Linked DNA regions of Mus musculus: region 1 is linked to region 2. The links are chromatin loops, found by intact Hi-C in ENCODE. Cell type or tissue: left cerebral cortex. All regions are shown on one strand. Each heading gives the region's core, and the rest is flanking DNA. Links, peaks and the distances in the headings are about the cores only.

The links. Hi-C counts contacts between places; a loop is a spot of excess contacts. Peaks named below come from ENCODE experiments on the same cell type or tissue, not always from the same donor. Only the 100,000 strongest peaks of a DNase experiment are listed, where the experiment ranks them.
Region 1: it touches region 2 in a loop (9-fold over the local background); 2 of 42 quality-filtered maps call a loop at or near these places.

What each region holds. Positions count from the first base shown.
Region 1 is chr6:105,392,709-105,408,398 of GRCm38, reverse strand. No RefSeq gene overlaps it. Among named protein-coding and RNA genes, the nearest start is that of Gm19757, 92 kb to the left of the region's middle. In left cerebral cortex, for the core only: a CTCF peak has its summit at 9,876; a DNase peak (open chromatin) is centred at 9,869.
Region 2 is chr6:104,021,594-104,037,283 of GRCm38, reverse strand. No RefSeq gene overlaps it. Among named protein-coding and RNA genes, the nearest start is that of Gm52914, 280 kb to the right of the region's middle. In left cerebral cortex, for the core only: a CTCF peak has its summit at 8,632 (motif pointing left); a DNase peak (open chromatin) is centred at 8,622.

The sequences.
Region 1 (15,690 bases), core at 4,933-12,932, 1.4 Mb before region 2:
TCACACAAGCAAAACCAAAAGATGAAACTTTTACACACACACACACACACACACACACACTAATACTACCACCACCACCAAATGAAACAACGAAAACTGAAGAAGAGTAAGGTTATACAAATTGAAAAGGAAGAAGTCAAAGTATCTTTGCTTGGAATGATATGACAGGATACATAAGTGATCCTAAAAATTCCACCTCGGGAACTCCTACAGCTGATAAATATTTTCAGGAAAGTAGCTGGATACAAAATCGTCTTGCAACAATCAGTAGCTATTCTATACACAAATGTAAAATGGACTAAAAAAGAAATCGTGGCAAGAACACTTTTCACAATAGCCTCAAGTGATATAAAGTCTCTTGTGGTAACTTTCTCCAAGCAGGTGAATGACTTCTATGATAAAAACATGAAATTTTTAAAGTAAGAAAGTAAACAAGCTATAAGAAGATAGAAAGATCTCCCATGCCCATGAAATAGTAGGCTTAACATAAAAGTGACCAACCTAACAAAAGCAATCTACAAATTCATTGCAATCCCCATCAAAATCCCAACAAAATTCTTTACAAATCATAAAAGGACATTTCACAGGTTAATATGAAGAATGAAAAAATAATCCAGGATATCTAAAACAATCCTGAACAATAAATGAACTACTAGAAATCTCACTGGTCCAAATTTCAACTTGTACTACAAAATTTAAAGTACTAAAACATTATATTCGCATAAAAAGACAAGTTGATCAGTAGAATCAAGTTAAATTTATTTAAATCAAGTTAAATAAATATGCAAAATTATGCACATCTGATTTTTAATAAAGAAGCCATAAATACATACTGGGAAAAGATGGGATTTTCAACAAATGGTATTGTCCAAATTGGATGTCTATATGTACAGGAGTATAAAGAGAACCACACTTATCACCCTGTACAAAACTCAACTCCAACTGCAATATAAAATTATATGCACTGAACCTGCTAGAAGAGAAATTTGGGGAAAAGTTTTGAATTTATTGGCACAAGAGAGTACTTTCTGAACAGAACACTGATAGTGCAGCCAATAGGATCAAATATTAATAAATTCAACCTCATGAAACTGAAAGCACTCCATCATTTGGACAAAGTACCAGCCTGTAGAAACGAAAAATTTTTACAATCATTACATCTGACAGAAGCACATAGCCAAACAGTGGATAGAGCTTGGAGACTCTTAAGGAAAAAGAGTAGGAAGGATTGTAGGCTCCAAAGGGGATAGGAAGCCCAAGAGAGTCAACTAACCTGAACCCTTGGAGCTCTCCGTGCCTTAATCACCAACCTAGGCATCGCCACACGTATGTAGCAAATGAGCACTTGTGATTCCAAAGAACTGGAGAGTGGCATCCCAAAAGCTGTTGTCTATACATGAGATATGTTCCTCTAGCTGGGCTGCCTGTCTGACCTCAGTGAGAGAGGATATACATAGTCCCTCAGAGACTTGATGTGCGGGGGGGGGGGGGGCGAGGGTATACTCAGAGTGGTGACTGGGAGGGGGACAGGGAGTGAGATGTAAAGTGAATAAGTAAAATTAAATAAACAAAATAAAATAATGCATATTTGTTTAAAAAACATGAGCATATGGACGAAAAAGTAAGCTAAATTTAAGATGTTTGCTTATGATTAAAGACAAGATGTAATCTTAATGAGAGATGAACAAAAGAGAATGCAGCTTGTTTTAATTTTTTTTATTATACTAACTATATACTGACGATAGCGGTGAGAATGGCTAAGATCAATAACTTAGTGACAGCTCATGCTAGGGAGGATGTGGAGCAAGAGGAGCCCTCCTCCATCGCTGGTGGGGAAGCAAACTTGTCCAGCCACTCTGAACATCAAAACAGCATTTCTTCTGAATGTTCAGAATGTTTACCTTAGATCCAGCTTTACCATTCTTGGGCATAGGACCAAAGGAGTCTAGCAAGACAACACTTGCTCAACCATGTTCTTCGCTGGCCTTCTCATAATAGTCAGAAATAGGAATCAGAAGATTCCTCTCAACAGAAGACGTATTAAAAATTATGTGGTACACTTCCATAATGGAGTATTACTCATCTGTTAAAAAAATGAAATCACGAAATTGGCAGGCAAATGGATGGAACTGATAAAAAAGTCATTCTGGGTGAAGTAACCCAGACCCAGAAAGAGAATATGGTATGTATTTGCTTAAGTGTCGATATTAGCCCTTAAATGATAATCAGGCTAAAACCCATAGATCCAGATAACTTACTTACTTATACTGGAAGGGGCTGAGAAAGGCACACAGACCTCCCTGTATGATGGAAACTGGATAGGTTTTATGGGTGGGCTGTGGGCAATGAGAAAATGGGAAAGGAAGATCAGGTGGGGAAGGGAAAAGATGATGCTGGGGGTGGGTTTGAGGAGTCAGCTAGAATTGAGAGGCATTAGACAGTGATATGGACACCTAATGCAGTGAAACTTTCTAAAATATAAGCACAATTCTAACTAAGTGTCTAAATAATAGGGGAGACAGAACCCCAACTAGCCATCCCTGTCAATAAGACTTTAGTAACAAGACTGGGTTTCAACTAGTTGAATTGTTGGCCAAATAGGCCCCATGAAAATAACCCATGCTGTTGCCAAGACAACAGATTGTTCTCCACAAAGTGACAGCAAGGCTCCATTGCTGAAGACAACACCTGCACAACTCATTGAACATGGAGGATGAACTGGTCCCTACCTGATACCTTCCCCCAACTACATTCTAGTGTCTTTGGTATGGGAAGTTATTCCATGGGCTACTAAAAGAGAAATGGAAACACTAACCTGTAGTCTCCCACAAGCCTGAAGCAGGCTGAGCCAGATCTTGACCATGCTTGCCACTGAGGAGATTACTTAGGGTGGAGCCTGCCTCCCTGGATCACTCTATTGTTCTGCCACTGCCGCTGCTGCTACCTGCTGGGCTGGGAGTCTGCCTAGCTATTCCAGAGTCTACATCCAATCCTACACGTGCTCACCTGCAGGTGAGCTCCAAGGATGATTTGGTGGAAATGGGCTTTCCCCTCTCCTTTATAAAGCCTGTCCACCATTAAAAATTTGAACCTTGAGCAGACTAGTTGTCTTGGTTCCATTATTTCTCAACCTGTCTAGATTCCCTCTTCTCTTCCAGTTCCAAGATGCCTTCCAGGTTCGAACCCAGACATGAGAGCTGCAGGCCGGTCCTAACACCAACCCACCTACAAAATGGGTGATCTTCACTCTATCCTGCATACAATGCATGCTAGTGAAATGCTGGTACACATCTCATCGGTGTAACCAACCAATGTTTTATTTGTTTCAAGGTCTATTCTACACCTCATACTGCTTAGGTGACCAAGAACCAGAGACTAGATAGCCCAGAGACAGAGGTTAAATCAAATACTAGTGCCCTTTAAAGAAAAAAAAAGTAACAATGAAATAAAGCCTAGTGACATTCTGTTATTTTCATAGTTCAGTGCCTTTCTGAGCCAGCATCCTCCTTCTGTATCATTCAGCTGTATCTGAAACAGACATGAAATGTCAATTTCATGTTATAATGGCTCATTTCATATTGGTCCACATAAGGTTATTTCAGTCTTCCACATAAAATGCCAGTGATCTAAGTCTCCTTTGAAATGAAGTAAGCATACACAGCAGACACAGGTAACTGCCTGGTCACTCCTGAAAAAGCCAAACTATGTCTCCAACTTTCTTATCCTGGAAGTAAGAGATATTCTAATATTCTAAGGCAGAGAGTATATTCTTTCTAGTTCTACACCTGCATTCCTCATAAAAAAATAGTTTGGGTAAGTGAGTTTAGGAAGATGCTTTACTGCTTTCTCCAGCAGCAGATGGCAAAAGATGCAAAGACTCATAGTCAGACATTGTAAAGAAAGGATGTCCTTTGAACAGACAGCCCTAAATGGGATGTCTCCATTAAACGTCTTCCTCCCGTCAGAACTCAGGGAACGATGTGGAAGAAGAAGATGAAGTAAAAGTGAAAGGGATTGAGGACAGCAGGAGAACAAGTTCCTCTGAATCAACTGAGCAAGGCTCATATGAACTCACAGAGAGTGAAGCAGCAAGCACAGGGCCTACCCAGGTCTGCACCAGGTCCTCTGTATATATACTATAGCTTTCAGCTTAGTACTTTTATGGGACTCTTAGCATGTAAATAAGTGGGTCTCTGATTCTTGTGCCTGCTATTAGGCTCTTTGCCTTCTATTGGCTTGCCTGATGCAGTCTTGGTGTGGTGCTTTTTGCTTTATCCTATTATATTTTAGTTTGTTATGGTTGGCTATTATTTCTTAGAAACCTGTTCTATTCTAACGAGAGCTACAATGGAAGTGAATCTGGAGGGAGCCAGAATGGGGAGGAGTAAGGGGAGGAGAAAAGTTTTCAGATTCTATTGTATGATAAAATAATTTATTTTTAATAAAAGGTGTGGCTGAAATATGTTAAGACCCACACCCAGCTGTAATGGTTAGTAGCATATTTTGGATATTTTGTTCCTTTTCAACTTCTCTTAACACAGTTGCTGAGCATTGCTATCTTCTGCCTGGAAAAGCATGCCTTTACCAATTTCTTATCTCCATCTCTCCCACCAGCCCTAAAGCTTCCATGATTAATCTCATCTGGCCCCTGCCAAACATCCCTGACCATCTACCTGCCTGCAGTAGTGGCCAAGGCCCAAGTTCCTCTCAAGACCTCACATGGCTGCTAGCTTTTTCTTCCTCCAAAGCATGGCAAAGAAAAAAAAATAAAAACCCAAAAAAAAAAAAAAAACAAAAAAAAACAAACCTTCTTCTCTTCTTTCTTGCATCTGCCTTTTTCCTCCAGGGACCTGGAAGTCCCTTCCACTCAGCAGTTGGCCCATAGCTTTCTTTACTGACAGATAAGAACCAATTGAGGAACAGGACAGTATTGGAACCACTCCCTACGAAGTTCCTATAGGTAACCTCAATGAATTCATTAGTTTGCAAAGTTGGACATTGATGAAATCATTATTTGTTCTGTTCTTGGTTCCCTATGTGGAGCAAATGGACATTTGCATAGGGAAAGCAACAGGCAGTCTTACACAACAACACACATCTTATTTAGCTCTTTTTCTCTAGAAAATATTGACTAAAATAAGACTTAAACATATCAGGGCCAGGGTGTTGTGGGATGATAAGGAAGCTGGTTTAGGAAGTTCCTAATTTAGATACAAGAGGGGACATTGGGTTGTCATTTGAATAGTCGCATGAATATAGTTCTAGAGAGAAGAGCAAGATGAATAAATGGGACGGAGAGACTGAGATATTAGGAGATGATTTGCTCATGGGTCACACAGATACTGAGCAAACGTATGGAAACATAAAACGGGTTTGCCTGATTCCACAGCTAGTTCTGTTAAATAAGAAACAATATTGTCTCCTGTTGATGTTTACTATTAGTAATGTGGGGGAGACTGTGAACCTTCTCAGGGGATGGACCTGGTTTGCTTGTACTATGGAAACATTCAATGGCATGCAAGTAATTACTAAAAGACTAGGAATGTCAGGGTCATACGAACTAATCAAATGGATTCATAGCAATATGAGTAAGGACCAGTGAATCATCATTGTGTGTATATATAACATGAAAATCCTTAATCCCCTGCCTTCACCAGCCTCCCCAAGCTTCTGAGCTGCCATTGTGACTAAGTACTGTAACATAAGCTAATGGGCAGGTGGTTAGCACTGAGAGTTGATGACAGATATATAATTTGTGCTCGAATATCAACAAACAATAATTATAACGGGCAGTAGGAATTTATGGAGTTGGTGTCGGTGATGCAGGAGAAATTGAAGAATAGAGGAAGGGACCACACTTATAGGGGTAGATTTAAATAGTATGATATAAACACAGAAATAGGATTACAAAACAGAGTACTAACAAACTTTATATGTGCAACCCCATGGGAAGAACAATATCAACCAACAAGACCCCCAAGTATAATCTCCCAAGTATAAGATACGTGAATCTGAACACTTTCTGTGGATAGCACAAACAAATCCTCAACTCAGAGGTTTAATTTTTTTCATTTTTATTGTTTATTTTATTTATTTACATTTCAAATATTATACCTCTTCCCATTTTCCCCTTCCCCAACCCCCTATTCCCTCCTCTTCCCTTTGCCTCTTTTAGGGTGCTCCCCCACCTGCCTACCCATTCCTGCTTCATCACCCTACCCTGAGACATATAGCCTCCACAGGACCAAGGGACTCTCCTCCCAGTGATGCCGAAAAAGGCAATCCTCTGCTACATATCCAGGTGGAGCCATGGGTCCTCCCATGTGTATTTTTTTGTTTGTTTGTTTTTGTTTTTGTTTTGGTTTTTTGAGACAGGGTTTCTCTGTGTAGCCCTGACTGTCCTGGAACTCACTCTGTAGACCAGGCTGGCCTCTTACTCAGAAATCTGCCTGCCTCTGCCTCCCAAGTGCTGGGATTAAAGGTGTGCGCTACCACCACCCAGCTCTCCCATGTGTATTCTTTCGTTGGTGGTTTATTCCTGGGAGCTTTGGGGGTGAGGGTTCTGGTTGGTTGATATTGTTGTTCTTCCTATGGGGTTGCAAACCCCTTCAGCCCCTACAATCCTTGGCCTAATGTCTCCATTGGGGTCCCGGTGCTCAGTCCAATGTTTGGTTGTGTACATCTGCATATGTATTGGTCAGGCTCTTTTGGAAAAGCCTCTCAGAGGAGAGCTATACCAGGCTCCTCTCAGAAATCGCTTCTTGGCATCAGCAATAATGTCTTGGCTTGGTGTCTGCAGATGGGATGGATCCCTAGGTGAGGCAGACTCTGAATGTCCTTTCCTTCAGTCTCTGCTCCACTCTTGTTCCTGCATTTCCTTTTGACAGGAGAAATTCTGGATTAATATTTTTGAGTTGGGTGAGTGGCCCATCCCTCAACTGGGAGCCGTGTCTATCCATTGGAAATAGTCTTTATGGCTTCTATCTCCCCTTTGTTGGGTATTTCAACTAATGTCCTCCCTGTTGGGAACCTCTTGGGTACCTGGCATCTGGAACTTTTTAGTAACAATTTATTTCAATAATCTCAGGATGTAGGCCATAGCTGAATTTGCTTTTCGTTATTTACACAGATCCTTTTCTCAAGCTCAAATGGTTTCATGGGTCCTGGGCTCATTAATTTCTATATCATGACCATGTTTTACATGTAAAACTTATTATCCAAACATGAGGAAGACCACACAGAGAAGGGGTAGCAACAAAGCAAGCAAGGCCTCGAACAGTAAGGTCACTACATCTCACTGTAACACTACATCTCACTGTAACACTACATCTCACTGTAACACTACATCTCACTGTAACACTACATCTCCCTGATTACTTGGTGTAACAGAGGCATTTGTGTATTAAGCTGGTGAAGACAGAATGGAAGAAAATGACATCCTGTGTAAGATGTTATAATCTGTTTGAAGGACATATGACATGTCCACAATATCTCCCTCTGCAGTTTTCCACATTGAAAACAAATTCATATATTATTCTAAATACATTTTCTCATTTGAAAATGCATGATTATTGGGAGAGTGCAAATCTGTAAGAACCAACCAAAAAATTGTTCCCCAGCATCATATCATATTTCATCTGGTAATTATTTATGATTATTGTTTCTGGCATTCAGATGCACGGCATGCAGTCTTCTGTTTCTTCTTTTGCTGTTCAGTATGACATAGCAAATATTTTTCAGCCCATAAAAATCTGTATAGATGAAACCACAGTAACTGAAAATCATCTCATCCAGTGCTGTTTTCACTGTTCCAAGTCTTTATCATACATATTTCATCAAGGGCTTTATTTGCACATCATTTTTCCTAGCTACTGTGTTGTTGTGACATCTAAACTAGGGAAATAAATGATAGAATGCCAGAAATAACATTTACATTTTAGAGTGTTAAATCTTATGTGGACTCGTAAGTTAAATGGCAGATGGGATATTGGGACATACTAGTAAAATTAAAATTCTGACTCACTGAGTCTGGGTGGACCTTTGAATTCTTCATTCTAACATTATTTAAAGGTTGTCGATGAAGATACTCCTGTCTCACACTTTGAAAGAGAAACATTAATGATGTTTTAAAAACTGTCTGTGTGGGGTGAGAGACAGCTAACTGTTAAGAGCACTTGAAGTTCTTCCAGAGGACCTGGGTTGAATTCCCACACACACACATGGCAGCTCAAAACTGTCTGTAACTCCAGCTCTAGGGGATCTGAAACTCTCACAAAGTTATCCATGTCGTCAAAGAAAGAATATATATATGTACACTATATATATATATATATATATATATATATATATATATATATATACACATATACATACATATACATATACATATACACATATATATACATATATATATATACATATATATACATATATATACGTATATATATACATATATATATATATATATAAAATGTTGCTGTATTTATACCATTCCACCCTTCACCCAACCCATTCAAACTCTCTCCATCATGCTGTCCATTCCCTTCTAAGTTATGAGCTCCTCTATAATTATTGTTTAACTCACTACATGTGTTTGCACATATGCATATGCACATGAGTGTATGTGTGTGTGTATGCATGTGCATACACATACACACACCCATACACACACACATACTACTGAGCCAACTTAATATTGCTCATATGTACATTTTCTTAGGGCTATTTGTAATTAGATAACCTATTGAAGGCTCAGGAGGCTCATTCTCCATCTTTCAGTAGCCACTTCATCTATAGATAGAGTCTTGTGCTATTTTCTTCATCCATACTTAGTCTTTCTTGCCCCTCTTCTATGATGTCCTCTGCACGTTAGGGGTAGGGACCATGTTGGTGATATTGCATCTGAGACTTGGCATCCCAGAGTCTCTTATTCTCTGCCTTTTGAGCAGTTGTGGATTTCTGTAGTAGCTTCCATCTTCTGCAAATGGAAGTATCTTTAAAAGGGAATAAGAGCTACACAGAGCCATATTTTTAGAGTAGGTCTTTGAGGACACTGATATTTAACAAAGAAGGTATATTATAATATTCATATATGCCCAAGTATCATTTGTTGTCATTGCTGTCCAAGAAAATCATCATAGATGGTTGTATAGTTTTAAGTTTATTATTATGCTTTAGAAATGCTGGAGAAAACTCTATTCCTTTCTGGCATTTGCTTAATATGAAAAGTCTAAGGACATCAACTTTGCTTTCATGCCAGATTGGACAGCCCATTACTTCTTTCTATTGTTTGTTTAGAGGATTATTATTCAAGTGTTCTGGGTTATAGCAAATTCTCTTGCTAACCATAAACTATAAACAATTAATGATAATTGTTTTTATTGTACTATATTATTATGATTATCATCATGTTATATTAATTGTATTATATATTAATTATAACTATAAACAATTAATGATATATTGCTTATATTATAGTGCTATAATGATAACAATATAAATGATTGAAGACTTCAGAGACTGAGAAAATACAGTTAGCTTCTACAGGGGATTGACCATTAGAAATAAAGGGCTTAGTGTAAGGGTTTGAATGTATACCTTTTAGCTTGAGAGTAGGCCGTGGTCAGTATCATGATGATAGTTCATTTTCTACAGGAAAGCAAATATTTTTTTTCTGGTGAGGGTAAGCGATGGCTAAAACTTTGAGAAATCACTTTTATTTAATATCAAAAAGGCAGTCCTGGTGTTGGGGTTGAAAAAAAAGGAGGAGTTCCCAAATCTGGATCAACCCTTGTTATGTTTGTAATGACCACTGAACTATGAATAGGAAGAATACACTGTGAGTAATTCAGCAAAGGGAAAGGAAATGGCTTGATATGTCAGCTAGGGGGAGCAAGGGTACTAAGAGTTGCAAGTACATAAGTTAGGATCTACTGAAAGGAGTATAGATGTTATAAGGATACTAAGAAACATAGGAGAATAATAATTAGAATAAAAGTATTTTTACGATGTCTATTTACCTTATTTACAGCTGATTGAGGAGACAAATAACACAGGGAAAGAACCAGTAGTGGGGGAAACAAATCCTTTGCAGTGACAGCAAACAATGATAGGATGCTGGGGACTGGATTCAGTCGGTCTCTCAACCCACAGGGATCCAGGATTTTGGTACTCAGCTGGACAAGAAGTCAGTGAAAAGTGACAGACACTGATACAGAGAGACTGCTGTATCTGAAAGTAATTTCTCAAAATGGGCATCAGACTTATATACAGAAGAAAAAATAGAAGATAGGGGACACATCAGCTGAGGTACATTGAAGGTATCTGACACAAAACAGAGAAATGCGTACATAAAGATTGGCAGGAACTAGGCAGTGGTTACAATTAAGATCAAAGGGAGCCCTTTCTAAAGTCAGCCATTATAGGAGCCACATGAGGATTTCACACCCTAGTCACAATTTATGCCATTCCTCTGAGCTTTGTGAAAGCTTGCACCAGGGGGTTCTGATCTCTAGTATTTTCATGAATGATGCAATACTGTAGTTCCTCCTTCAACCACAACCCCCCTTCTTCCTAGGCCATTGTAAATTCCTGCATATGGGAGAGACTCGGCGGTAATTTTAAGTTTACTTTGTAAAACTTGTCCTGAGATACAGCTCTTACACAGTAAACTGCAATGTCTGATTTCTTTCACTATCAACACTGGAGGCATTATGTCGGAATGAGTAGCATTACTTATAATATAACACCGATTATCACAAGGACAAATCTGGACTACATCTGTACTACGAGATATCAAGGCTCCAGTAGACCAGTTTCCATGAAATTTTTGCCTCAGGACTGAGGCCAAGCATTTGGGCCTGTACATAGTTTTTACTGGAGTGGATGTGGCAATAGGAGACCTGATATAATTCAGGTTCCTTTTGGGGAGCTACCATAGTAATAGTTATCATGAGAAAGGTTTATCAGTGGATGCTCAAACCATGGAAACTAATTTTCTTAAGGAGAGGATATTTTCAATATCATGGCACAGAAGATGCAAAAACTTCACAAAGAGAAATTAAGAACAAAAGATGAGAAGTCTGGGGAGCTTTACTTCATTTTAAGCAAGACAAGACTTAAAGGTTACTGGTGATGGGGAAACAGAGAGAGATACCCTGCACTAACAGGCATCCTTTACTGATTGCTTCATTGAAACTGTCAAATTTGACTTGGATCATGACGAACCTACCAGTCTAACTCAAATTAAGGAACACTGAAGAAGCCGTGGCCAAGGCCACTTATAAAAGAAAGTGTTTAATCTGGCTTTACAGTTTTAAAGTATTAGAGTCTATGTGAGTGAAGAAACAGCAGAGAGCTATCATCTTTATGCACAATCATGAGGCAAATGAAAACACTAGGAATGTTTTTTTGAAATGTTAATCTTGACCTCAAGTGATATACCTGCCCAAACAAGGGCACCCTTCCTAATTTTTCCTTTATCATTCTTTCAATTGAGGATCATAGATTTGAGGATAAGAATCTGTGGGAGGCAATCCAATCTACCACACTGGTCCTATGGCCTAGCTAAAGAGACCTTACCTGAAATCCAAAGAAATAGTTTTAGCTACAGCTCTTGTTCCTTTGTTCCACTCATTAGCAGGAGGTTTCATTTTCTTGAAATTCAGACTATTTTTGGTTTTGCTTTACATAATGCAATATTTTGATTTTCCGTTTTCATAGACGTATGTTATACTTTGATTGTAACTGCTAGATCACACACAAATAAAAGTAAGGGCAAGAAAATCAGCCAAGTACTTTAGTCCAAGGCTTCTCATAATCTGGATCTAGCACCTCTAATGCTGAGGTTTTCCTTTCTCTTCCCCAATTCCTTTCAGTGTGGGTGCAAGATCCCACTTCGTTGGAATTCAAACTATCCTTGAAAAGTACCTCTCTTTCCACAGCTGAGTTACTAAATGCTGGAATATGCTGTTTATTTGAATTCATTGATTTATTAGAAGATCCATAATTATTGGTTACTCTGATCATATAACTTAGATTTCTTCATCATTTAGATTACAAAAGAAGTTTGCATTAAGAGTAGAAGCAGCTTTTAGGCAAAGCAACAGTCCAACTGGGAAAAGAAAGATGTCTAATTATCAATGCAAGTGATTAATGGCTATTTTCCCCTCCTGGTTTGCGACCTTTTGTTTCTTTGGTATTTTTTTTCAAAATTCATATTTTGATCTGAGCAGTAACTCTAATCTGCAGAACCAAGAGCATGTTCTATATTCTGAAAATTGCTACAAAGGTACATATCTTAAAATAAATCAAGTTAAGATATAACTTTTGTTATTAGTTTTTAGCTGTACAGTAATAAACTGCCGGGAATGTGGCTGGATTTATTTCTCCTTTTGGGGATTTATTGGTGTTTTCGTTATAGCTTGATATATGAGCAATCACTGTAAATGTTCCATTGGCTCTTGAAAAGAAGAAGCAGTGCTTACATAGGATTTAGGATTTGAAATATAATCACACATAAAATAAGCCCTATTAATATATTACCCAGACCCATTTTTGTTTACTTACTCTGTCAGAACATTGTTAAAGTTTTCCAATTAAATTTGGGTTGCTGACTAGCTCTGTTTGTATTTCTTTTTGCATGTTAAATATTGAAAATCTAGGTTAAAGATTTACCACCATGCTTGTTTCATACCTGAGGGTTTATGTTTCCAGCACACAGGTAAATAAATTATATAATGCGCATGTGTAAATTTTATATTTTACTTTACTTTCAAGGGTAAGAGGTTATGTTAAACTTTATATGTCTATGTTTTTTTAGTTAAGAATACACATAATTTTAATTTTCATATTTAGAAATTGGATTACCAAGCTATAATGCATCATCCATAGGTTTCTATTTGTTACAAGCTTATTTTTTTTTTTAACTCCCTTCTCTATATTAAATTGCATCTTGAAATTTGCTAGGATATTTTTGAAATTTCTCCAGTATTTTTATATTGAACATGTTTTAAGTCATCCTCTCATGTTTTGTTTTGTTTTGTTTTATTGTTAGGCAATCTAGGACATTTGTTTTTTTCTATGTGTCTCATTAAGAGTATGAAGTTCATTTATAAATAAAATATATATTTATAGTATTTATATGTGTATATACATTTTATACTATTTCTAGAAATATTTTTAAATTAAATGCACTGACATTTGACTTAGAGCAAATCATTCTCATTGAAATGATTTACTTATTTTTATTTTATGTGTATGTATGTGAGCTGCATGTATGTCTGTATACCACATGTCTACAGTGCACAGGGAGGACAGAAGAGGTAATAGTGTCCTTGGAACTGGAGTTACAGTTAGTTGTGATTAAATATATGATTACTCTTAGACACAGCCATTTCTCCTGGCTACATCATACTTAATACACACAGTTTGGTGAGTTGAATGCATAACAGATATTTCGTGAAGGCTGAGAACAGAGAAATATGATACAACTATTCAATGATCAGCAATAATTTATAAGGATACAATCCTAAGATCTGTGACAGGAGGGATGAAACTGGAAGCAGCTATGCTAAGTGAAATAAACCAGGCAAAGAAGAAGTATTCCAGGACATCTTTCATATGTGGAATCTAAAATCCTTGATCTTAAAGATGCTAGAAGTAGTATGTTTGCTACTAGAAGCTTTAGGGAAGGGGATATGAGGGGAGAAAGGGATAGAGTAAGGTTGTCCCATAAGCACTGAACTATATGTACATATTAAAATCTGTTCTATGCTGCTGATGAAAGATAACTAAAGTATAATAATATGCTGTATGTTTCACAAAGCAAGAAAGAATTTTAGATTTTTACCACAAAGTAATAACTGGGAAATAAAACTGGCTATCCTCATTTTGACATTATTATATATAATTTTATTTATGTATATAGTATATATATACTTAGTGCATATATGCCATTATTATAATTATAAATAAAATAATTATAGTTATTTATGTTCTATTTATAGTTATTTATATCAAATATATTTAGTATATATATATATACATATATATATACACATATATACACTATAAAGAGACATAATTTTTAGTAAACATTTTAAAAACCTAAGTTATAGAAATTAGAGACCAGGCACCAAGGGAAAATAGGATTCTGAAAGTAACATGAAACATTTCCTCCTCCAATGTGCCTTCTAAGATATTAAATATTGCTAATAAACATAGATAAAATATTAAGTTCTTAGGAACTATTACACTCTGCAATGTATCTCATAGTACCAGAGCATGTCACTTACTCAACAGATCATAAATGCACATTCAATTCAGCTATAGTTTAATGAGGATAATCTTTACTGTCATTCTAGTAGCATACATGTATGTATAAAGTGTGTAGTAGTTAGCCAAAAGGAAACACAACTTTGGTAATAAAATGTAGTTTGTTCACAAAAGAACATTAGTGATCATAAGATGTTTTTCAGATATTTCAGTATTGTGCGTGTATATGTTTGCATGGGAGTCTTGTGTGGTGCAGTACACATATGAGGAGTTTGTGGAATTGCTTCTCACTTCCCACATTCACACAAGTTCTAGGGAATCAGACTCAGGTCTTACATGGCAAGCTCCCTTATCCACTGAGGCCACTGCAATGTGTTTCTGTTGTTGTTTTGTTTGTTTGTTTTTATATAAAGGGCATTTTAAATGAAGTACTGTAAAAAAAATTGTCCTATCCTTCCTAGTCATCTTTCATCTAAATGTCACCATATCAAATCTGTATGTAACAGCTATTTCATTCAAAATATGGTTTTTAAGATTTCTGTGTTGTTGGATATATCCACATTTCTCCAATTAACTTTCAAGAGCATTGTCTTATGAGCAGATTTACACTCATTTTAATGCTATTGTTTACTTTAGCATATTTAGTTCTCCTCACCCCACCTCACCCCCGTTTTTGCTATTATACACCATAGGATGCTGTGACAGTCTTTGAATATTTTCCTGGATATATGTCCTCTTTTCTCATTAGTGTTATCTTGCAGAGAGTGGACTTGCTCTCTGGGTCAGGTAGGGATCTAAAGTCTATGCAGTCATTGCATGGTTTTCCTATGTGATTAGAGTGTTTTAGATGTCACTGTACTGTATATTGGCTACATGTATTCAGCTTGGGTACCTAGAGGACGGACCCCTGCAAACCTTTAAACGTTCAAAAATGTTAGAAGTGTTTTCATCTTAATTTGACTTTTCTTTCACATTGACATCTATAAGAATACAACAAAAGCAGTTTTAGGTAAAAATAAATCTGCTATTTTTTTTTTATATATAATCATGCCAGTTTTGATAAACTGCACAGGAAGTCATTGTTTTCTTCACAGTGGAAAGAAATAGAGGCGAGAAGAGAAACCGTGGTAGGGCAAAATCATAAGTGTCCTGGATAAATGTGCAAAACTCAGTAATGTAGCTAAGTTGAAAACCTTGATGACATATAAATTTAATATTCTTTGTGACTTGATGGGAAATGGACATAATATTGACACGTTCTGAAGTAAAATGGCTATTTTGACAAAAATTGCCTTAATTATAAGTGACAATATTTGCTTTTAAAAAGGAACATTATTTTTCCAAAGTAAAACTGTGTCTATTTACAGTGACTACTTACTATACCATCTTTTCAGAAAAAACAAACAAAAAAAAAAC
Region 2 (15,690 bases), core at 4,468-12,467:
GCTTTTAATCCCTTTGTGTTTTATTATTGAACAGGCCCCTTGGCTCTAAACTAGTCATCCTTATCATCGGAGCTCCCATCACCTGCCACATGCCTGCTTCTTGCAAACCACATCCCCAGAGCACAGCCTGCCTTCTTAGGCAGGCAAGAGCCCTAAGAGTAGAGTTCCTATTTAAACAGGATGCTTGCATTTTGAAGACAGCCCACAGGATTCGCAACTTCCACAGAAGCTCAAAACTCCCTATAGTAAAGTCAACCTTTTAAACTATAGTCCTTGATTTTCTTTTGATTTTTAGGACTTAGAAACATAGTACCTCTGTTTTTCCCCAGGGAGAAGAGAGCTGCAGGCCTGTATATATGGGAAGATGGCAGAATTTTTAAGATGTGCAAGGATATTTCTTAAACTAGATTTCTGTGTGTCTCATCCAGGATTTATGATGAAAAGGTAAAATAGAATTCAGGTGTTTTATGGAATTTTTAATTAAAAATTGGTGTCCCCTGTCATTTTCCAACACAATAAATCTGATTTTCTAAAACAAGCAGATTCTAAAATTTTGAGTAATTCTTGTATGTATGTGTCTCTGTTTCTGTGTGTGTATATGTGTATTTGTGTGTTTATGTGTTTGTATGTATGTATATGTGTGTATTTATGTATGAGTGTTTTGTGTGTGTTTCTCTGTGTATGTGTTTACGTGTTTATGTGTGTTTGTATGTGTATATGTGTGTGTGTTTGTGTCTCTCTGTGTGTGTGTTTGTGTGTGTGTGTGTGGAGTTGTGTTGTGTGTATAAGTTATATCTCACCAAGACTGTTCCTATCTTTGGAAACCAAGAGTCATGGGTAACCTTGCCATTTCTTGTACTTTTGGCTGATTGGTTGGGTTTTTTGTTTGTTTGTTTGTTTGTTTTTTGGTGTTATAAGTATTGGAACCTGTGCAAACATATGACTATGGTTTAGATGATATAAAAACCTGTTAGCAATAATCCCCAAGCCTCTAATTTTTGCCAACTTTTCAAAACCTTTCGATAACACCTAAATTTAAGCTTTGAATTTCTTTGTGATAAAAATATCTCTTGGTTTCTCTGGTCTGGGATACTGATATAGCACTATTCCTCTTGCTAAAGTGTTTATTATTATTACTATAGAAAGTATCATTTACCTTTCTCATTACTATCACAAAAGAACTGACAAGCACGTTAAGGGAGGGAAGGTTCATGGGCTTCATCTGACTCACAGTTTGAGGTTCTACAACTCATCATGACAGGGAAGGCATAGTTCCAGGATTAGGAAACATACATTGAATCTGAAGTCAGAAATTAGAGAATGAACACGAAGCAGGGCCATAATTTAAACTGGCAAGGCCCAAGCCCAGTGATCATTGTCTAATGAGACTCCACCTCCAAAGGGTTCCACAGTCTTCCCAAACAAACATCTTTTACAGAGTTTGAAATATTCGAATACATGATCCATGGGAGACACTTCATGTAGAAAACACATTACTGAGAAAGCTGTTTGTTTTGTAGAAACATTAGCTTTTAGTATGTGTCTTACTTCTTTGCTTTTGATTGCTGTGAACAAATACTAACTAAAATCAGCTGGAGATGAATTTATTTGGCTTTCAGAAAAACAGCCCATCATTGAGGGGCATCTTATCAAGAACTCAATGCAGGAATGGCAGCAGGAACAATAAAGAAATGCTCTTTACTGCCTTTCTTCCCCATTGATTGCTCATGTACCTTTTTTTATGTAACCAAGGGCCGCTTTTCCAGGATGAGTATCAGTCACACCAATCACTAATCAAAAAAATTCCCAATAGACCAGTTTAATAGAGACCATTTCTACACGACTACATGAGTCATTCTACCTGACTCTAGTTTGTGTTCAGTCAACAAAAAATTATCAACAAATGTTAAATAAGGATTCCCTTCTCTGCTAAACTTGGAACAGGCTCCATGTTATATTTATCCCAAGAGACACAGTGAATGCTATTGATTATTTTATCTAATAATGTACTAGTTGCTAAAGAGTTCTTCATCTAGAGATAAAATAAACCTACTTAGTTTAAAAGGCACCACATTCATAGTAGCTTAATCTGATTTATTTTTTCATTTCAATCACCTTTTGGTGTCATTTTTCAGTATTATCCTATTCTAAGCTCCATACTGTGGTGCCTGACGCGCTGTACCATTTCCTGAAATAGAAAATGTCTGAAGAAAAGTATGCTTCACTTCATGTAATAAAATTAACCACATAGGTTTGTCCAGGATCTGCATACTAAAAAAAGTAATTCATTCCCATTGTGAGAGCTAGTATGCAACATCCAAAAGAATTTAAATTCCTGCCAAAGGAGTTTAAAGCTTTAAATAAGTATACAAAATACGTAGAATCTATTCACAATTTTTTCTTATGTGTCCCTTAAGATAAGCTTAGTGTCACTCTGTCTATGGCATGAGCATCTAGCTGTCAATAAAAATCTTTTTTTGGATATAAATTAGAAAATGTATTCATCATAAAATGTTATATCCCATGTATCACCCAGCTTTTCTTATGTGCAAGATGACTGACTTATAGAGTGGAAATCTTTGTCTTGGCTCTCAACTTTGACACTAAAGTCTGTGGTAGACTGCCTTTGTTTGGCTTGGGCTTTGTAGCCAGGCATTAGAACATGCCATAATAGTGTGGAGATATAAATATATTCATTTCATAGCCAGGAAGAGAAAACAAGGAGAAAAATAAAGAGGGAAAAAGAGAGACAGAGGATATGATGGGGTTCTCAAAAGCTCATTTAAGGATATTTCCTCAATAAACTGAACACATCCTAGTAGGTCCAAACCTATCTTTTAAAGAGTCTGGCCTCCAAAGGATGTTAGAGTAAGGATTAAGTCTTTCATATGTGGGACCTTGAGGGACAATAGCTTTCAAAATAAAACATCCTGAGTATACATAAAAAGAAAAAAAATGAAATGTGTTTTTTCAGAGCCCAAAGCTAGGAAATCCAAAGATCAATGTCTGATGGGATTCAACCTTTTGTGAGGACGTTCTCACTGACTTCTGGACTGTCTCATTGCACATGTTTTCTTCCCTGAGGATACATGTGTATAGTAGTGGTTGGCTATTGTCCTGTTCTTATAATGCTACAAGCCACAATATATCAGGGTAACATTAATGAACTTGATTCACATATAAAATTTCAATCTTCAGTCACAGTGAAGATTTTAAAGAGCTGTGAGATATGCATGAGGCAGGGTATAATTAGTCCACAGCAAACTGAGATTCATCAGATCTTACCAGGAAAGTCGTCCTGTTTATAGCCAATTCCTGTCCATATCCATTAGCTTCCATATCATACCTACTGCTACATGTCTTTAACTTTGTCACATTATAATTAACAAAATGAATCATTGTGTCGACTTTTCCCAAGGTTCAACTTCTCAGGATTTTAAGACTTTAATGTTCTGAGTATTAAGACCCAGAGCTCAGTCAGTTTGAGAAATGCCAGGCCTAGTAACAAGATAATGAACAAGAAAACAGAAAATATATTAAACTTAGTGTTGGACATTTTTACTGCATAATCACATTAATACAACTACATTAGCATAGAGAAGTTGGATTTAAATTTGGGATTGTAGAAAAAAAAATTTTGTTCTGAAAGAGTAGTAAACTCAGTGCTCCAAGGTATGCTAATCATAAAACAGATAGTGACATTCCTCCACCCACCCACTTCCTGAGTTCAAGGAGTATTCATTCAAAGAAAGTCACCCTGACCATAACCGGAAGCTGCAATGCAAATGTGCTATTGTTAGGGGCTCTTAGAAACTGTCTTGAGAGTTAACAATTACCAGGTATTCCTTGTGACACCCGTGACTTTGTACTTCCTTGTGACTCTTATCTGGTATTTTTGGTATTTTCCAACAACGCCCTTCCCACCTCCTTGAGTTGTGTTTTTTTTTTTTTTTTCCTTTAAATACCCCCTTACTCAGCTACTTGGGGCGCCACAGTCCTCTACCCCTGCATGGTGTATAACCGTGGGCCCGAGAGCGCTCTTGAATAAAAATCCTCTTGCAATTTGCAGCAAGACCGTTTCTCGTGGGTGATTTTGGGGTGTCACCCCTCCTGAGTCAGAACATGGGGGAGGCCTCACGTTGTGGGTCTTTCAGTTCCAGTATTATTTTGCTTCTAAAACTGTCTAAGGGGAACTAATTATTTACTTTGTGATGTTGGTTCTCTTAAGAACTTCTTTCTAGTTCCCAAACACTTTCTACAAATAGTCTGTTCTTGGCATCAGGCACTTAGAAACAGTAGGACAAAAACTTCCCAAAAGAATAAACTTTACCCATCATTTGTTCTTACACCTGCTAGTAAGCCCCCTACTGTCTTCCTTTGGCTACTTCTGGGTTTTTTTGGATCTAGAAAATCAATACAATAATAAACGCTATGATTATGACTAAGAATTTAGAAAGTGAATATAAAACTGTCCCCAAAGAAATTTCATCTGGCTAGTAAAAATGCTTATCAGTGAACAATTTATATTCACATATTTTAAGAAGTTCTTTTTAGTGCATTTATATGTGTGTATGTGATTCATGTATGTGCACTTATGTGTGTGGGTGTGCACATTCATATTTCATGAACATATTATCTCTTCTAGACTGGGTGTCATAGGGATTGAACTCAAATATTCAGGCACGGCAGCAAACGCCTTTACCTACTGATCCATCTTGCCAATCCTACATTCTGAGTTTTTGAAATTACTAAAATAGTGGTCCTCAGGTGAAAGCAATATGTCAGTCCAATATCGGGGACACACAGCACTGTTAAAAATTCAGTTTTCCTACCAGATGCTTTGTGAAGCACTGTTAAGTGTTTTTCAAAGTTGTTCTTGCCAACATTGCATTCTGTCTTATTCATTATAAAATATTAAAAATCAAATGTATTTTCCTAGCCAGGTATGTTGGCATATACCTGTAGTTACAGCATTAGAAGTTAGGGTCAGGATCAGGAGCTACACTCACCTTGTTTTAATAGAGAAATTCTTATTCTCTGCTTCACTACTCTAGGTTTTTATCAGTAATCCAGGTAATGTGATTTTTCTAGTAGAGAGTGATGTTACCCAGCTTTGCCCATCTGTGTGGTTACCACCATGGCGATGTGAATAATAAATGTCTCCCAGGGTCTTGAGCACTTGAACGTTTGATCCCCAGTTGGTTATACTCTGGGGATGTGTAAGAGGTATGTCCATGCTGGAGGGAGTTACTGGGGACTGGCTTTGAAGTATAACTCACAGCTTATACCCAGTCTACTCTTTCTGCTCTGGGCTTGAGGTTCAAGATGTGAACATGCAGCTTCCTGTTGCAGCTACCATGCCTACTGATTGTGTCTATGCCTTCCAACCATGACAAATGCTTATCCCTCTGGAGCTGTAGCTCCAAACAAGTTCTCTCTCTTATCGGTTGTCTCGGTCAGGGTGGGTCACCACAGCAACAGAAAAATCACTAATAATGCAACCCGAGTCAGCAGACTGTTCTCTCAGCAATCAATTGTAGGTACCACCTGCCACCTTGATCCCTTCTTTTCTTATCCATTCTTCCTTCAGACAGTATCTGGAGCCATCTTTCTACAGTACAGAAGGATTTGGTTTGAAAGCTTGCATATCTTGTTAATGATGGTAAGATAAAACCTAACTGCTCTGTTGAAACTTCCTCTCATTATAACAAAAGGAAGCTCTCTAGGATCCAGACCCCTGTTTCTTACCAGTAAGCTGTGATTGTTTTACCTCCAACACTACAGAATATCCCTAATTCATGGGTAAAGTTTCTACTTTGTTATTTTTGAGAATCTGCATATGTGATGCTCTCATTTACCAAACTCTCCCTACCTCTTTCATTTTTCTTCCTTACTCTGACTTAAAACTCAACTTTCTAGACTCTCCTCTCTATAAACAGGGTAAAGAGCTCTTGTATGGTCCCAGGATTATCAATGTTGACTATTGTATAGAAAATTCTGCCAGCATGACTACTTTCTGTTGTTATTTTGTAGACAAAATGATTACAAAAGTCCTGTGGCTTATTTATATGATGATCTTTCTTCCTTGTGACATGTTTCAAATTTTAATAGAGGGTTGGATCAATGGAGTAGTGATAATATTATTTACAGTGCAAACAGAAAGACTTGAGTGGCACCCATGTAAAACACTGTGTTTAGTAGTAGTGGTACTTACTTGTAATCCCCAATTGAGGGAAGTGACAGCCTAGTTCCAAGCTCCGTGAGACTCTGACTTGGGAGTAATAAGGCAGAGACTGATAGAACACGATTCCAGGCCTCCTCCCTTGGTCTTCAAATATGCACAAGGGCTTGTATACAGACACCCTCATGTATGCATACAGCATTCATAATACATATACTGCATACACACAAATGTAAATACATTTAAAAATTTAATTTACTAGATATTATACATAAATAATTTAATAAAAATATATTCATATGATGAACTATATTATTAATTAAGAAAGTAAATGAGTAAAATATATAGGAAAGATTTGCTTCTTCAATAGCAAATTCCATATTTGGTATCTTACCCAGTGTGATGCTTAACACTAACAAAACTCGTGTGTCTAATATGTACAATAAATCAAGACTACTACCTTCTATACCTAAGTATCAACTCAGGTGAGTGGCAGTGTTTATTTAATTTCTGTTTTTTAAAAAAATATTTCTTCTGTTTTAGTTATGTATAGCTACGTGTGCCCGAAGAGCCTAAAATAAGGTGTTGAATTTCATACAGATGAGTGACAGACAGTTATGAGCCACCTGATGTGGCAGCTGGGAACTGAACTCAGTTCCTCTGTGAGAGCAAGACTTGCTCTTAATGGCTGAGACGGTTCCCGAACCCTAAATTCCATTTTATATTGTTTAAAAAAAAACTGCAAGGTTTGTTGTTCTGTTTTGTTTTTAACAATTCATTTTCTTTTGAATATTATGTCTGGGTATGGGTATGTGCATGTGAATGTAGATGCCAGCAGAGGCCAGAAGCAGACACCGAGTTCCTGAAGCTTGAGTTATAAGCAATTGTAAGTTTCCTGACTTGAAAGCTGGGAGTGAATGTTGAGACAGCTGCAGAACAGCATGCACAAATAATCTCAGTCATATCTTTAGCCCATTAAATAAATACATATAACTCATTATTTCCTAATGATCAAGAGCTCTTTGTAATATTTTCAGATACCCTAACTGGCCTACATCCTCAAGAGTCTGATAACTGCGAGGGTTGCCCTGATGTGAGAGCAAGGGCCGGAATCCCAGTGACACTACCACCATCTAAGCCTACACTCTGAATTGAAGATATTAGATTCATACTTTAATCTATTTATACCATAACTATTGCTTTAGATATTGTGGTTTGCTTCTTGTAAAGCTTTCTGGTTTTCCAAGAGTTCACATATAAGAAAACCTTTATTCAAGAACACATCCTAATTAGGACATTTTAAAATGGTAGGAACAAGCCAAATCCTGCTTTGGAGCACCTCCCGAAACATTTTACATTAATTAGAGGACCTGGGTGGTGTTCTAGCAGGTATATTAATCTGACTCTTCCTTGGAGTGAATCCAGTAATTAAGATTAAGGCTATTGTCAAAATGGGGAAGGAACTACTCTCCATGCTGAGTTACATCTCTGTTTGCGATTAAGCTTTTTCCCAACAGGTTTTTTTTTTTTCCCCCAGAAAACAAGCCTGTGATCAGACATGTATATTCGTCTGCTCTCTGCTGAGTTGAAGCCTCTTTGGGGACAGCTGTTACAGAATGTTATCTGCTGTTCAGAGTTAGAAAGAGAAAACAAAATGACAATCCTATTAACAAGGAAGGGAAACGCAGGCTTCTTCTATGGGGATGTTCATATTAAGCAATTAAGCGAGGGACGATTTGAAATCATTCACAAAGGCAACCCCAGTGTATTTTCCTCACGGTGACAGTCTTTATGTGTCTGCTAATGAATGGAGTTGTTCCCTACCTTTTTTGTCTTTCTTAATAAGAAAACAATTTCAGGAAATTTGATGTCAGATGAAATTTTAGAATTTCCCCCTCAGTCCCAAACACTTGTTGGGACTGGAACAGTTCTCTGGATGCCAGCCTTGGCATTGACCTCATAGCTAGATGGATGCTGGGCAAGATTTGACCATCCAGAGCAGAAAGCTTTTGAGTTTCAGTGACAGCCTTGTAAATAAATGAGTCTATAATCTCTCTGGGTTCTTATTTATATCCTCTTTTTTTTTTGGAAAGAAATTATGCAAATAATAATTATACCTATTCGATAGGACCATTGGGAGGCTGAGTTAATGAGTACAAAAAGCAAGGTGTGATTCCTGGGATTGGGAGTTACTGAGCTCAGTGAATACACTGTGTAAGTATTCAAGACCCTGACATTATCATTACTATTGTATAGTAAGAATCTTAGTTTGAGTGTTTGAGAAATCTGGTGCATTGCATTCACCAAATTAGTATGAGTATATTGTTGCTAAGAAGTTCAACGCCATCATCTGGAGATGAATACCTTAACGTGTTACTTCTTTCACACATCAATAAATCCCGAGTTGGCTGAGTGACGTAGAAGAAAGGAAGTCCTGAAGCGCCACCTGGTGGTAAGTCCTGGGCTTTTGCTTCAAACACGCACCAATGATATCCCAAATCCCACAAGGCTCGTTCAAAATGAAGTCTTGGACCATTAAGTTAATTAAGTACTTTTGGGCACTATAGTGCATATGACCCAATATACAAATTTTCATGATCCAAATTGAAACTAAATTTAGAATAACATCCCTCGTTTCACTGTGAATTGACTCACAGCCAAACTCTTATTAGAAGGATTTCAGATTGTGGGATTTCTGAGCTAGGCAATCCAAAATTAACTTATAAATTGAATGTTCATATCATCTCAAACACTTACCCACTGTTCATTAAAATTTAAATAATTTTTTTTACTTTAACTCCAATATTCTTTTTCTGCCAAACTCTGAATTTTCCCTTCCAACAGCATCTGCCCTAAGCCCAAAGCACAGCAGGGCTTCAGAACATGTCTGACAAGGCTACTTTTCTTTTACTCCTAGCATTCAGGGTATGCATGCAGTATAGATCTTTTATGAGTCCTGCCAATTAACTGTGTCACAGTGAAAATATCTATCCAGTGATCAGTAATAATCCAGCTACTATTTGGCTGGAGGTTTCACTGAGCAGAGGGCAAATTTGGTTCCTTGAACACCATGGTTATGTTTGCAGCTTGTAGTGAAACAGACCATATACAGCAATGATGGTAGTGCAGTCAATTAGTAGAAATAGAATATCGTTCTTCAAAGAGTCATATTTCAAAGATAGCTCTCTTATGGCTCAATTAAGCTACTTTCTTAACTTTTAAGTTTGGAGAAGTGGGTTGATTGTCACTAATTTACCACAACACCCACAAAATAGCCTGGTTTGTTCTTATTCTCCGAACGTGTAGGGGTGCTTAAGAACAGTATTCTACAGTTTCACTAAGATAAGGCTGATTTGGAGACCGCCCAAGGAGCTGATTATGTGAACTACCATTATGGCCCATAACTGCTTTCATCCGGTTCTTCTCGAGAACCCTAAATCACTACCATGGTATAGAGTCTCAATATTTCCTGTCTTGGTTATTCTAACCATTTCTTAAGAAGTTTCCAGGTTTCTAAGTTCCAAATCATTATTTCTCTCAAGTCTTTTACATGATGTGGCAGGACAATTTTTAAGGAACACACATCTAAATGTGTCACAATCCCATAAAAAATGTCTGATATATGGATAAGCATAGACACATATAAACATGTATGTACGTATATAGAAATATGCTTCCTGGAATTTATTTCAAATATTTTCAAAATAAAATTAAGTATTTTAGCAGAAAACTAGATATCCGGATATTATTGGTAGTTGATTTTCAGCTGTAGCACTCGTGGGTTGACACCTAAAATCATCACACAATTAACACACGAGTGCCCATATTTATTACAATGTTATTCACATTAGCCTAGTAATGGAATTATCCTGGCTTCCTATCAACAAATGAATAAAGAAGGCATATTTCCATACTGGCTTACTATTCATCCATAAGTAAGAACAAAGTACATTGCTTTCAGGGAGAAGGATGGAACTATAGTTCATTTGGTAAGCAATCCAAGTCAGTCTTACTCAGATATCATATTTTTCTCTCATATGTGGAATCTAAATTTAATAAGAGAATGAAAGAACATGAACATACAAAGACCACTTGGCAAGAGAAAGGGATCCAGAGGCCTCCAATGCACAAAAATGACAGTGACTATGATCAAATGCATTATATAATTCTTTACAAAGAAGGAAGTGTCATGATGAGTAAGCTATGGGCTATTTAATTAAGCATACTAACAAATGAAGGATCAAACCAATTTTTTCCTTTTCTTATTAAAACTTTCTGTTTCTCATAAGGACACACACACGCACACACACGCGCGCGCGTGGAATTGGCCTTGCCCAAAAGTCCTAAAAGCAACTTTAAAAAATATTTATTTTTATTTTATGTATTTAGATGTTTTTGCCTATGAATACATGCTTATAGGGCCTGAACAGGCCATTATGGTATGACAATAATGAAGAACATTGGATACTCAGAACCTGAAGTTATAAATGGTTGCCGGCTGTCCTTTGGGGACTGAAACATGCATTATCTGTGAAAGCAACAAGTGCTTTTAAGTGCTGAGACATCTCTCCTAGCTCCTAAGGCAATTTTTCTTAAAAGAATGTGGCTCTATGTGGATGCATGCATATATTATTACGAAAAATGCCAAGTTTCCATTCTGGTACTCTTCTGTGACTTAGTTTTATCTATGTATCTTATCTTTTTACCCTTGCTATTATAATCACATTGTCTTTTATAACTCTAAGTTCTCAGTTAAATTATTTATATTCACAAGCTTAACAAATTTATAGATAATGTCTAGTCTTTGAATCAGATTGATATGGATTTAATCAATGTCTTAAAAAATCATAATAAATTATTTTGAGCAACTAATTCACTGTTTCTTAACATTCTTCTCCTAAGTAAGAACTGTTTGCTTGCCACTATTGGTCCTGAGGACCAGGATACAAGTGTAGAATGGGATTGGATTGACACCCATGAGAATCCTTGGTCTTCATATTTTATCCATATGTAATAGCACCGTAATCCACAGATTTGTACAGGAGTGTACAGTTTCTATCAAACAGAAAGGCTTATTCATTTCTGAGTGTCAGATCATATAGTGAAGAGTTCACGGACACAATGCTGTGTCCTCTGCCTATGGCCGAAGCTTTCATCCTTCCCCAAGAGTCAATGGAACTTCCAAACACAATTTAAAATGCCCATAACTTTGTGTTTTCGAGAAAACTCGACTTATTAATAATAATAATAATTAAATAGACAGTCGAGGTATTGTTTCATAGGACTGTATCTGCAGTACGTAGGAAGCTGGGGCAGGAGGATTATACATTCTAGGCAGATTGAGTTTCACAGTACCAAAGGAGGATGAAACATAGATATGAACTCAGGATAGCTACTTGGAGTCAGAAGCAGAGGTGAACTGAGTAAGAGTTAGCCTCACAACCTTGGGTAGCTACCACGTCACCCAGTGCACAGCTGCAACACTATTTACCTGATTCCAGAAGCACGGGAAATGAAATAAGGCATTCAATTTTAGCGAAATACATCTATTAGAAAAAAAATCCAACAGAGACCTGTGTCCAGTAGGAAAGAAAGCAATGTATTTAGCATATCCTTTAGGGTGTAATGGACTGAACAAATTAAGAAGTGTGTGCTGTGGTTTCAGAATAACACAAACTTTAGTATAAAGGTGTGGGCTCCTGTGTATGGTGATATTGGCAGTTGGTGGTGGGATCTTAATGTGCTATGCCAGGGCCTGATAGGAAGGACAAGTTAGGTCACTATAGGTAGGCACTTGAAGGTATATCAAGACCCTGCCTGAATTGTCTTTCTCTATCTGTTTTCAGTATCCATAAAGTGAGTAGCTTTTGTCCTCAGATATTCCTGCTGTGATAGACTGTCCTGTCATAGGTACAAACAAGCAGGCCTAGCTGAGCATGAACTTAAATGGTCAAAATTGTAACTGAAAATAGATTTTTCTCATTTTTTTAAGTGGGTAATTTCAGAGACTGTGCTACTGTAATGGAAACCAAACTAACACAATGCCCCTGTATATAGCAGGCTCTTACCTTCTCTTTGAGATGATGGCTGAAACTGTGATAGCAAAAAGCATCCACTCTATGACAAGCAGGTAGAATATCTGAGTCTGTGTGACGTCCAAAAAGCCTGCAGAAACAGAAGTTGGAAGGTGATTTCATGAAAACACATTTTAATAACCTCTTCCTTACCAGGGAGCAAGCCCATCAGCAAAGAGGCTATAAACTGGTTATCGCTTTTTTAGACATGGAGCTCAAACTGGGCTCAGGATGACCTTGAGCTAGCTAACTTCCCTTCTTCATGTCTTTACCATGAGATTACATGCATGCACCTCGCTCCACACCTGGCTTATGGTGTATGTGCTAAAAACTGAAATCCATAGACATTGTGCATGTCAATCTACTTATATTGGCCCCTATTTTGGCATTCATTAAGGGGCCCAAATTCTTCCATCGGCATAGTAGAGTTGGCATCAGTAGGTGGTAGTATTAAAGCTAATGTGCAAATGTGTATTCTACTGGTACCAAAAGTAAGCCTCTGTACTGGAGAGCTAAGGATTCTTTTTGTTTTTTGTTTTTTTTTTCCCGATCTGAGAGGTGTTTATTTGTAATGTATTTGATAGCCAATTTCAGAAATAACAGAAAGGAGTTGGTTTCAATCACACATGTAGAGAGATCTTTACATACACATAAATGTATATCCGTGAACATACATATACATGTTATGTGTATCCATTTATCTGTCTAATTGTCTGTTTCTATAAGTGAAAAGAGAGAATTAATATAAACAATGACAAGAAAAGAAATGCAGAAAATAGAAGTAGCTGGGCACTGTGAATTTTGAAACTCACGAAATTAACACCAACTTTATAAATTTGAACTACACTATTGCTGTTAATTAAGTCAACTTGTTGTACTCTAGTATTCCACTAGGACATTAGGAAACCTGCTGAGTGTGTTCCTGAAAGAATTCTCAGAGGCCACTGAAATGAAGAACAGCTATTTTAGGGTGTGGGCCCACCAAATATGAAAATGGCACTATCCAAAAACTAGGGCCCCCCCTCCCAAGGAACAGAAGGCAACTAAGAGGCTTGCACTAGTATATATGTTCATGCTATCTCTCATTCTTCTCCCTGAAGTCAGAAACTGAATGGCATTGTTCTGCCTCACAATTCTCTGCTGACAACCTGAACCTCTGAGCCAAAAGAAGTTGTTTTGCTTTTAACACTGTCGCTCATCTGTTTGTCACACTGAGGAAATTCTGACTAAACGATTGAGACACTCCACATGCACAAAGTCCAAAACAGAGATGAATGGTGGCCTTAGCCTCACTAATAAAGTTTTCAAAGTCTTTGTATGTACAAAATTTATAGTTTGATTACTGGAAGTCATGGCATACGTAATTATCAAACATAAAAGAGATGGTGAAGACACTGTTTTCCCCAATGTTCATTCCTGTATTTCAGTGGTGTATATGCAAGTGTCCTCTGTCCCACAAAGACAAGACTTCACCCTTGCCCAAAAGAGCAACCAAATGTTATGTAGGCCTGTATAGTAATGATCATAGCTATATCCATAAAAAGTAGCACCATTAAAATATAATAATATTCCAAAAGTACAATATTACTGAAGGGGTTAAAAAAGGAATAAGTCAGCCCTAAAAACAAGCATGGCATCAACTAAGCCCGTGAGTGGTCACTGGAATTAATGGAAAGTATGCTATGCATTATAAGAACATTACTCAATTTGGGTACCACTGACATTCTAGCTGGTTGCTCCATGGGATGTTGCCCCATGGCCTTCACAGTTTCTGCATACTACATGTCTGCAAGATGCTGCTGTGTTCTAAACACAAATTTCACAGGGTCAGAAGTAAAGGCTCGGAAAATGCATGGTGCTACCATATGAGAGCCTAGAAACTGGAAGATGTGGGCGCTCATGACAGTACAGTCACTAAAGGAGTCTTTGAGGTTTGTATCTTGTTCTCAAATGTCTCCCTCTCCTCCACCTCTTTCTCTCTCCCTTCTTGCTACCACCATGAGGTAACAAGCATCTGTCTCACTAAAGGCCCAGAAACAGTGAACCCAAGCATTACAGATTGTGGTGGTTTGAATCAGAATGGCCTCCAGATGCTCATGTATTGGAATGTCTAGCGATCAGGCAGGGGCACCACTTGAGAAGGATTAGCAGAGGTGAACTTTTGAGGGGTAATGGTTTTGTTGGTGGAAATGTGTCACATGGGGTAGGCTTTTAGCTTTTATAAACCTAAGCCGAGCCCAGTAGCTCTTTCTTCCTTGGGCCTTCAGAGCAGGATGTAGCTCTCAGCTTCTTCTGCAGCACAGTATCTGCCTGTGTGCTGCTATGCTCCCATGTTCCCTACTCAGAAGTCTGTGCACTGTAAACTGTAAGTGAAAGTTTCCTTTCACAAGAGCTTTTCATGGTCATGGTGACTTTTCACAACAATAGAACACTGACTAGGACAGTAGAACACTGACTGGGACACAGACCAAAACTTCTGAAACCATGAGAGGAAATAAACAATTCCTCCCATGAGGGTTTGGTAGGTTCTGTGTTTTTCATTGAATCTGTAATTTAGTGATGATTAAAAAAAAAATGCCCTGCTCTGACAATGAAGCATACCTCCACATGGTCCTATGGACGAGCTGGTCGTGGCTGAAAACTCTGAAACCAAAGAATATGTTAAGCAGATAAAGAACTGAACTAAAACATTCAAAGGCACATTCAGGGCAATAACCGTATAGCGTAAGGTGGTTAAAGAAGCTCTGATGTCACAGACATCAGAGGAGGGAAATGGAGAAAAACATTCTTCCAAACATTGAAAGCTTTCCAGAAAGCAGGCACAAGAGCTTAGAAGTGAAAAAAAAAAAAAAACTGTTTTGATCTGAGGAATTAAAGTTGATGTACAACTCAATGGAGCTCGTGCTGGTGGTTGGGATAAGATATGGCTAGGCAAGAAATGGCACTTATTACTTTTCAAATAATGTAGGATAGGAGGGAAGCAGCCACATAGGGACTTGAGGAGAAACTTCTTTTATGTAATTTTATAGTGATGAGAGAATACATGATACAGACTGTGTGTATCTGTGTGTGTGTGTGTGTGTGTGTGTGTGTGTGTACCCCCTAAAATTGCAATAACATTACTTTTTAAATCTTATTATATATAATATCTCTAAGCAGGAAGTCTTGGTTATAGTGACTATTTTATAACTTATTTGATTTTATAATCACTATAACAAGACTTCCTGCTTAGCGATAACTATAACTGACAGTGTGTGTGACAGGTGTATTAGTTAAAGTAATCTATTTTGAAAGTATAAAGAAGAAATGTAGCACTTAGGAAAACTGAGGCAACATTAAGTAGTGAAGGTCAAAAGAAATGTCAAACATGCCACAGAATGTAGTGAATGTAGATGTGCATGGCGAAGAGTTACTACTAGACCAGAATTGAACCAG